Linked DNA regions of Homo sapiens: region 2 is linked to region 1. The links are chromatin loops, found by intact Hi-C in ENCODE. Cell type or tissue: heart left ventricle. All regions are shown on one strand. Region 1 overlaps GLI2 (GLI family zinc finger 2). Region 2 overlaps GLI2 (GLI family zinc finger 2).

Region 1 (5,000 bases):
TATAAAAACCAGGTGCCGACACATGGAAGACAGAATAAGAAAGTTCCAGGAAGAGAGAATGGACAGAAGCGGGGAAAGGCATAATTTGAAGAGATGGTTGGTGGAAATTTTTCAAAACTGTACAAAGACGTGGATCCTAAGGCTTCAAATTTAATAAAATTGCTATGTTTCAGAATGTGCGGGATGTAACTGAAGCATAACTTAGAAATATGTTTATATCAAGAAGAGTAGAAAAGGAGGAAGGCTAAAAATCAATCACATAGGTGCCCAATTCAAGGAATTGGGAAAATAATGTCAAAGCACACCTAAGAAAGAAAGGAAACGATATAATGACATCATTATAAAAGAAACCTGTAAGAGAGAAAACAAAGAAACGAGAAAGAGAATCAACCAACTCCTGAATTAGACCTTTGCAAGGATTAATAAAACTCTGTGAAAAGGCTGGGTGCAGTGGCTCACGCCTGTAATCCCAGCACTTTGGGAGGCCAAGGCAGGTGGATTACTTGAGGTCCAGAGTTCATGACCAGCCTGGCCAACATGATGAAACTACGTCTCTACTAAAAATACAAAAATTAGCTGGGTGTGGTTGCGCACGCCTGTAATCCCAGCTACTCGGGTGGCTGAGGCGGGAGAATCTCTTGAACCTGGGAGGCGGAGGTTGCAGTGAGCTGAATTCGTGTCACTGCACTCCAGCCTGAGTGACAAGAGTGAGACTCCATCTCAAAAAAATAAATAAAAAATAAAACTCTGTGAAGACTAACCAAGAAACAGGGAAGGGACAAATAAATAACATAGAGAATGAAAAAGGGGATATAGTTATAAACACTGCTGCTAAATTTAAAAACAAGAAAAATGAACACATTCCTGAAGACAGAGGTAGATTGATTGGTTGAATGAAAGATGACACAAAGAAATAGAAAACTGGAATTACCTCTAACCATTAAATAAACTGAATTAGTAATTTTTTAAAAAACGTTAAGAAACCAACAAACCCAGGCTGAGGTTTGGTAGTTTGGGTTTTTCCAAACTTTGTAACATGTACAAATATTTGACAACAATCCTTAACATATCGTTGACATATACAAATATGAACATATACAAATATATTAAAATATTTGAAGATAATCCATACGGTATGCAAATATTTGAATATTGGAAAGGGAAGCATTCCTTAGGACATGTTATGAGGTTAATTTAGTTGAAAATTCAACTAAATAAGGAGAAGAATGGAAATTTATGGGTCAGTCTCACTGCTGATGGAATGACACAGCAAGAAGGCCCTTGCCAGATGCAGGTTCCTCAACCTTGGACTTCCCAGCCTCCAGAACTGTGAGAAATACAGTCCTGCACCACTTAATGACAGGGATATGTGCTGAGATATGCATCACTAGGTGCATCACTAAATGTATAGCCTACCACACACCCAGGCTATATGATATAGGTTCTTCCTGGAACCTATTGACCCTGGCCTACAGCAGGTTACTATAGGGAATATTGTAGGCAACTGTAACACAATGGTAAGGATTTGTATATCTAAACATGTCTAAACCTAGAAAAGGTACAGTAAAAACATGGGATTATAATCTTATGGGACCACTGTCCTATATGCGGTTCATGATTGTCCAAAATATTGTTATGGGGTGCATGAGTGTAAATGACTTTTCTTTATAAATTTCCCAGTCTGATATTCTGTTATAGCAACACAAAGTGGACTAAGACAATGTGGCTATCAGAAATTTTAAAATTAAATGTGGTTCACATTATATTTTTATTAGACAGTGCTAATCTAGACAGCACAGTAAGAGGCAAGAAAATAACTAAAGAGAGAAAAATTGGAAAGAAAGGAAAAAGCTATCACCATTTGTAAATGACAAGATTAAATAAAATGTCTATAAAATTTGTAGGGACACATTTAAAACTAGTAAAAGATCAGCAAGATTGCTAGAAATACAATCAATATATAAAATTTAACTACATGCCTAGATGCCAGCAATAATGAACTAGAAACTGTAATTTTTAAACATATATATATGTGTGTGTATATTTTATATATATAACATTTACAGCAGCAAAGAAAACTTCAGAATACTTATGAATAAATGTAACAAAAAATGTGTAAGACCCTTATGATACAAATGATAAAACAAAAAGACATAAAATAACCAATAAGTATAGGGAGAAAGGCCGTGATCATGGGCGGGAAAACTCAAAATGACAAAGATGGCAATCTTCTCCAAATTCATTCACAAATAACTCAATTATAATCAAAACCCCAACAGGGATTTTCAGGACTCTAACAAGTTGATCCTAAAGTTCTCACGGTAGAACAAGGGCAGAAAAAGAGCCAAGACCATTTGAAAGAGGAACACATGAGGGGATTTTCCCTGCCATGCTTAACAGAAAGCTGTAAGACCTAAGACAATGTGAGATGGCACCAGAAGAAACTAATAGACCAAAGGAACAAAGTAGGGAGCCCGGAAACAGAGCTACATATGCAAGGAAAATTGACATGTGACAGTTTTTGCATTTAAAAAAATCATTAAAAATTAAGAAATAGAATAATTGCTACTGAGACGATTATTCACATAGATAAAGTAAAACAAATTTGATCTCTACATAATGTCAAAGACAAAACAGTCTCAGCTAAATTTAAAAGCTACATGTAAATGCACAATTTTTTAAATTTTAGAATAGGAGAATAGCCGTATGACCTCAAGGACAGAAAGAACCTCCTAAAATACAAACACAAGCCACAGAGGAAAAGAATCATACACTCGACTGTGTTAAAATGTACAACCGTTGTCTCAATAAACCATGCCATACCCAAAGATAATGGCCAACAGAAGACTGAGAAATTATTTATAACATGTCTAAACAAGATTAAGACTTTTTTTTTTTTTTTTTTTTTGAGATGGAGTCTCGCTCTGTTGCCCAGGCTGGAGTGCAGTGGTGTGATCTTGGCTCACTGCAAGCTCCGCCTCCTGGGTTCACGCCATTCTCCTGCCTCAGCCTCCCGAGTAGCTGGGACTACAGGCGCCCGCCACCACACCCGGCTAGTTTTCTGTATTTTTAGTAGAGACAGGGTTTCACCGTGTTAGCCAGGATGGTCTCGATCTCCTGACCTCGTGATCCGCCCGCCTCGGCCTCCCAAAGTGCTGGGATTACAGGCGTGAGCCACCGCGCCCGGCCTAAGATTAAGATTTTTAAGATTAGTATCTCTTAAAAGTACTTTCAGGAAAACACAGCAACCCAGTAAAAAGCTCAGCAAAGGAGATGGATAGGCAAATCAGGGAGAAGCAGCCCAAACGTCCAATACGTTGCAAAAGAGCAGAATGCAAATGAAACTAAGATCATTCACTATTAGACTGGAAAAAATTCCAGTCTAATATTGTCAACCATTTCATGAAAAGTGAGGCTGAAGAAACTGTGCAGCCACTTTGGAGAGCAATTTGGCAATATCTAACAAAGCTACAAGTGTGTACACCCAACAGCCCAGCACATCTACCCTTCCACTGGGCTTGGGCTTCTAAATGAGCAGTGTGATACAGAGAAAGAAACACACGTTGTGTTGCAATGTGCTCCAGGTGTCCATGCACACACACAGGCACACACACATAAATAAAACAGTCTGACAAAACTTTAATACTTGCAATGTATTGTGATATTTTCTATTGCATCTTTTTAAATGCTGTTTCCCATGAAATTGATTTTATAAACCCCTGCTGTGAAGAAAGTTCTCCCACAGGGACACAGGGGGAGGTGTGCCACCCATGGCAACAATGTCTGCAACAATAAAAAAGTGTAAATAATGTAAATTACCTCAACAGGCGAGGAGAGAAATCGGCTGTGGAATATTCATTTATTGTGGCGTCTACGGAGCTTTCAATGAGCAAATCAGAGCTTCAGGTAACGACATGAATACATCTCAAAAACATAATCTTGTGCACAGAAAAAAATATACACATATACACACACATAATAAGATAACATCTTAATCAACTTTTGAAACCCACCCTGTATGGGCATTTACATATAAAGTAAAAACGGGGAAATATGCCAGAGGGATGACAAACACAACATTCTCTGGTCTGACGCTACTCCTGGGGGGCAGGAGATAGAAGAGGGTGATGGAATCAAGGAAGAGCAATAGATAGGGGTTCAAATCAGGGTTTAACAGCCCAGATGGGGGGGCCATGGGATCAGACTACCCCAGTCAGGGCTGTGTCATCACTGACATAGGTTAAAATTGCCAGGACATAGTAATAACATATAGTAAACTGTTAGCCAGTTTGATTATTGCTTTTGAATTCTCTATAAACAATGCACACTCCCTAATGTCTGCATCCAGGGCAGAACATCCCCCACCTTGACATGCTGCAGACTAAAAATGGCAAAAAAAAGTTAAGCTGCATGGAGGTACATGTATTTGTTACATCTCTTTGGTGTGGTTAAAATATTAAATATTTAAATATATATGTATACACACACACACATACACACACACAAACGCACACACACATCTCTTTCTGTGCATATGTGTGTTCTCCAAAGACCAGACATGCCAAGGTAAGATACTTCCAGAGCAAAGTTACATGTAAGGTCAAAACAGATAGTCTGGGCCGATGCGGTGGCTCACACCTGTAATCTCAGCACTTTGGGAAGCTGAGGTGGGCGGATCACCTGAGGTCAGGAGTCGGAGACTAGCCTGGTCAACATGGTGAAACCCCATCTTTTCTAAAAATACAAACATTAGCCAGGTGTGGTGGCGGGCGCCTATAATCCTAGCTACTCAGGAGGCTGAGGCGGGAGAATCTCCGGAACCCAGGAGACGGGGGTTGCACTGAGCCGAAATCATGCCACTGCACTCCAGCCTGGGTGACAGAGCGAGACTCTGTCTCCAAAAAAAAAAAAAAAAAGTCTGGTGCCTGTGACTGGCTGGGGCCTGGGAGGACTGACGCCTCACCTGAGCAACAACGGGAGCCAATCTTCCCTAAGGCTGC
Region 2 (5,000 bases), 51 kb after region 1:
AAAAGGTATAAAAGCACAGCTATAGACACACATGTAAAGAGTTGTGAGGCAGGCACTTGTGTAGAGAGTGCTTCAAAGTCCAAGGCAGTATATGCTAAATGTCAAATAAGCAGCAGTGAGTTTCTACTTGTGGGAGCTCCACAAGGGCGGGCTACCTGAGGAGGTCAGAGGAGGCTTCCTGGTGACCATCCAGTCTGCCCTGTGGCTTCCAGTCAGAGAATGAAAGGGTCCTGAACTTGGCCCGGAGAGCACAAAGGGAAGAGCACTCCAGGGTCTGGGAACTGCATGAGCAAAGGGAGGGAGAAGCCCTTGGCACACTCTAAGGCAAGAAAAAAAAAGCGTTCCCACAGGGAGACAGAAGTAGGTGAGACTGGGCGCGGTGGCTCACACCTGTAATCCCAGCACTCTGGGAGGCTGAGGAGGGCGGATCACCTGAGGTCAGAAGCTTGAGACCAGCCTGGCCAACATGATGAAACCCCGTCTCTACTAAAAATCAGCCAGGTGTGGTGGCAGGCGCCTGTAATCCCAGCTACTGAGGAGGCTGAGGCAGGAGAATCACATGAACCTGGGAGGTGGAGGTTGCAGTGAGCAGAGATCGTGTCGCTACACTCCAGCCTGGCGACAGAGTGAGACTCCGTCTCAAAAAAAAAAAAAAAAAGAAAGAAAGAAATAAGTGATAAGCCAGATTGAAGGGGAACCATAGGGGCTGTCAGGGTATCTGGGGAGGGCAGGCTAGGAGGAGACTGAAGTTTAGGAAGGCCTCCAGCCCCTGGGTGTCTGACACGCTTCTGCAGCACAGCCTGGCCAGCCTGTGCCTGCTGTCCCCACCTCTTTCAGGGGATGCAGCCCAGGGGCCTGCAAGTTGAGGGGGTGGCCAAAGCCCTCACCCTCCCAGTGTGGCCAGGGGTGGGCACCATACAAAATCCCCATCCTAGCAGGTGCACCTGCTTCTTTATCGCTCCTTGAATTTGTTTTTCCAAGTACAAAAGCTCCCCTAATTTGCCCAGCTCCTGGGCCTGCTGGTGTCCAGGAAAACAGATAATTAACCCTAATTCACTGACTTGCTGGGCTGGAACAGGGGCCAGGGAGGGCCCCAATGGGAAATGCAGGCCCCTCCAGGGGCAGCCAGCCTCCGATAAGAGTTGATGAGTATCAGGAGGACTTTTTCCCTCTGGGAAGCTGTGGGTAAGACCTACTTTGAGGTTGACATTTGAGACGGCCTCAAGACTTCGTTTGTTTCCACTGGGATTTACTCCCTGAAAGCCAGCAGGCCCTCTCCAATCCCCATGCCTTCCTGCCAGGAACATTCTTCCCTCTGCTCTACCGAGGATGCCATGCTTTAAAATCCAGAAAGCTTGCTCTCACACCCTCCTTCCCAGAGTCCTAGACAGAGCTCACCAACCTCTTTGTGCTGTGACTGAACTTTGACACCACCTGTGCACACGTCAGTGGTTGTCACATTCAGCTGGAGGCCAGTGAGTGCAGACTCTGGAGAAGGAATGGCCATGTTCACCTCCCAGCTCTGTCAGGAACTGTCGACAAGAATCAACTTCTCCCTAAGCCTCAGTTTCCTCATCTGTTAAGTGGGGATAAACAGAATGTCTCACATGGGGCCTGGCACACACAGGCCTGGCCTTATCATCCCTGCAGCTGGAGAAGGCCTGCCCCTGAGCAGTGCCTGGAGGCTGCCCCACCAACAGAAGGCTCTGTCCAAGAATTGACACGACAGTCCCATCCAGGCATCCTCCTCCACCCACCCTGGTGCCAGCGCCTCTACAGTCTGACATCTAAACTCTCGGGTTGGCATCTGTTTGTAATGTGCTTGTTCCACTCGGTTCTAAATTCCTATTGTCCATCACCTTCCTCCCTGGAGAGCCCTGAAGCCTAGAGGTCCAGGGTCTCTCCCTGACACCACTCCCCCAGCACCGCTGACCCAGCAGAGGGTTGGGACGTGCTCTGAGGCCGCTGTCTGCAAGGGGAACAAGGGGCCCACTGTGTGGCCGGCCCGCCAGACCCAGATATTTTAACAGCTGCTTTGTGTATTCCTGAAGCGCGATTCCTGAGTGTGGAGGAAAAACAAGGCTGGCCTCTGCCCTGAGGAGGGAAAATCACACTGCCCCGGGCAGGCTGAGGGCTGGGGTGAAGGCCTCTCAGGGGCCCAGGGTGGCAGCAGACATCAGAAACAGACCCCAGTAGCCTGGCACACGGGAGCCACAGGCACCCAGACCCATGCCAAGGCCCCCTTAATCCAAGACTGAGAAGGCAGGGAGTTGGGGGTGGGGGCAAGGACCAAGGGCCACTGAGGGTGGAAAATCCTTGCAGGAGACTCTGAGAGGGGACGAAGGACCATGAAGGCAGTGAGTGCGCACAGGACAAGGTCCAAGTCGCTGTCATGGCCCCAAGGCCCTGCCTCAGGATCTGCACCCCCAGGTTCCCTGCCCCACCCCCATTCCACCGCAGTCATGCTGTCTGTGACTCTGATCACGCGGTTCCTCTGCCTGGAATGCTAGTTCCCCAATACCCACTATGACACCCCCTCAGAGAAGCCTCCCTGGGACCACCCCCTGCCAGGCCAGGCAGGGGTCTGTCTTGCCTGTGTGCCTGCCAAGGTCAAGGCTCCTATCTCATTGTGTTTTAACTACATGTTTACGTGTCCGTGTCCCTTTATGGCCACCCTCGACACAGACACCATCAATGTTTGTTGACTGACTCAGAGACGAACTGAACACATAAATGCTCTCAGGCACTCAAGTCTTCAAGAATCCTCTTCTTCTCCGAGCATCCCCTCAGGCTTCAATGCCCCACAAAGTCCACGTGGTGAGCAGCTTCTAGACCCTGAGACCCACAGGCACCTTTAAGGGAGGGCTGGGTTGGAGAAGGCATCAGGCTATCTCTTAGGTCAGGAAAAGTGCAGTAATCGACTTCTAATGTCTGCTGCAGGAGGCACACTAGTCAACTTGTACTGTCTGCCATGGGCAGTGTTTGCCAGCACTGCATAAGAATGCCTTCCTTCCCTTACATTGTAAACCCCTTGAGAGCAAAAGATTTGCCATGCATAGTACTTAGCACTGAAGCCTATACATATTAACTGGGTACCTGCTGAGCTCTAAGCACAACCATTTTCAAGATGAATAAAAAAGTGTTTATCTCTTAAAAGCGCTTTTTGAGCACTGACACACTCAAAAGAGCTATTTTCTCAGTGGAATTGCAGGTTGGGCGGGGGGTTGGAGGGTGGGGGTGGTATTTTGGGGTCAGGGGAATGGTGCAGGTGGCCTTTCCAGGCTCTTCCAATTAGGACCCAAACAGCAGGGATGATGGCGGTGGTGGGAGATGTCTGCAGATCAAGGACAAATCTCACCTCTTCAAACAATGTGATCCAACCGACACCAAGTCTCAAAGTCTTGAGAAAGGAGCTGGGCTGACCTGGGACCCTGTCTGGTTGGCAGGACTCTGGGCAAGCTACAGGGAGAGGAGCCTCCCATTGGCCCATCACACTGCTCCTCAGAACCTGGCGATGGGCTCTGACACTCGCTGAGACCCGTCCAGGGTGGTGGGGAGAGCTGCGTTTTGATTCCTCTGAGTTTGTCCTCTTACGGATCCTGGGATTGTGAGGCTGCCTTGCCAGGAGCCACCCCAAGCCCAGACCACGTGTTTCTAACCCCTCTGTCTTCTCCCTCTTATGACAGAGTCTGGCACCCAGAAAGGCCTCCAGGGGTCATCTCATCCAGCCCCCGGGCAGCTCAGCCCCCAAGCAGTCCTTTGCCAATGATGCAGCGGGGCTGTCACTGGGCCCCTTACCTGGTTTATAACCACAGCAGTTGGTTGCAGTTAACCACATCGCTATCCCAGCCCAGACTGGCAGTGCAACTCTGGGTGTGAGATAGGCAGGCTGGACCCCCAGGGAGTACAGTGTTATGCCATGATTGGATGGAGACAGGAATTTTGACATGTGAGGGGAGCATACCAGGATCCAAGTGCATGGATCCAAGCCACCTGCAGCCACGAGCCAGCAATCTCCAAGGCCTGAGGTCACCCTCTCCATGGGTGGTGCTGGGCTTGGGGCAGGGGCAGGGCAGGGGTGGGAGTGCTGACTGCAGATCCAGGGTGGTAGCTCTGCTTCTCGAGGCTCCAGGGAGAACCGGGCTGGTGTGTGGCCCTGGCATCTCCTGGTTTGGTCTCCTGCTCCAACTTGCCCAGCTGCAGCCCTCCCCACACCTCCCAGGTGATGCCTGCACCCAGCCCTTCTGTCTGTGCCTCTGCCAGCCTCAGCCACCGGCTTTCCTCCAAGTCTGCCAGCAACCAACAGCCAGCACCACCCTGGCCAGTAGAACACCACTTTTTCCTTGCAATGAAGCCAACAGGAGTGCCCTGCCTTCAGCTGGGATCTTCATGATGAGGTAGGAGGTAGCTCACGTGCTAAGCCGGCCCTGGATAAGCCTCGCTCCTGCCTGGTCCAGTCTCTCCCAGGCCCTGGCCTTCCTCTGCATGCCCAGGAGGCCACATGCCCTCAGCCACCCTCCCTCCCTCCTGGCAGCCACCTCATCGCAGCCCAGGCCAGGTGTCTGGGACCCGGATCCAATAATGTGGTCTGCTGCAGCCTGGACATGCGCCGGCTCAAGGAGGCCAGGAGGGTTTGACCAGCTCCGTGACTTGAGACAAGCTCGACGTTCTTTATTTGGGTGGCACAGGTTTCCTGAGGGCCTACTGTGTGCCAATCTTGAGTCTCCATCCTTGACCACAGAAGTGAGGGAAACACAGTACTACCGCCCCAGAGCTTCCAGTCCAGGTGTGGGGTGGGGAGACCGGCATCAGAGGAAACAGGCCGTGCCAACCCAGAATAAGCCTCCTAGCAGGGATAAGCTCTGGGGGGCTACCAGTCTTGCTAACCTGAGGGAGTCAAGGAAGGTTTCCTGGAGGCAGGGATGAGTGAGCATTTTCAAAGGAAGAACAGTTCCGGTCCAGAAAGGCCTGCTAAAGCAGAGAGGACCACAGCAGATGGA

What was found. A loop is a pair of places that touch in the nucleus more often than their neighbours do. Peaks named below come from ENCODE experiments on the same cell type or tissue, not always from the same donor. Only the 100,000 strongest peaks of a DNase experiment are listed, where the experiment ranks them.
Region 2: a loop joins it to region 1, with 6 times the contacts of the local background. A loop is called at or near these places in 1 of 110 quality-filtered maps.

Annotation. Positions count from the first base shown.
Region 1 is chr2:120,835,302-120,840,301 of GRCh38, reverse strand. The region is part of intron 2 of GLI2 (GLI family zinc finger 2); the gene reads right to left. Among named protein-coding and RNA genes, the nearest start is that of GLI2, 100 kb to the right of the region's middle. In heart left ventricle, no CTCF peak of the experiment used is centred here; no DNase peak of the experiment used is centred here.
Region 2 is chr2:120,784,692-120,789,691 of GRCh38, reverse strand. The region is part of intron 1 of GLI2 (GLI family zinc finger 2); the gene reads right to left. Among named protein-coding and RNA genes, the nearest start is that of GLI2, 51 kb to the right of the region's middle. RefSeq lists enhancers at 838-1,760, 2,683-3,605 and a silencer at 3,625-3,919. In heart left ventricle, no CTCF peak of the experiment used is centred here; no DNase peak of the experiment used is centred here; H3K27ac peaks cover 262 bases.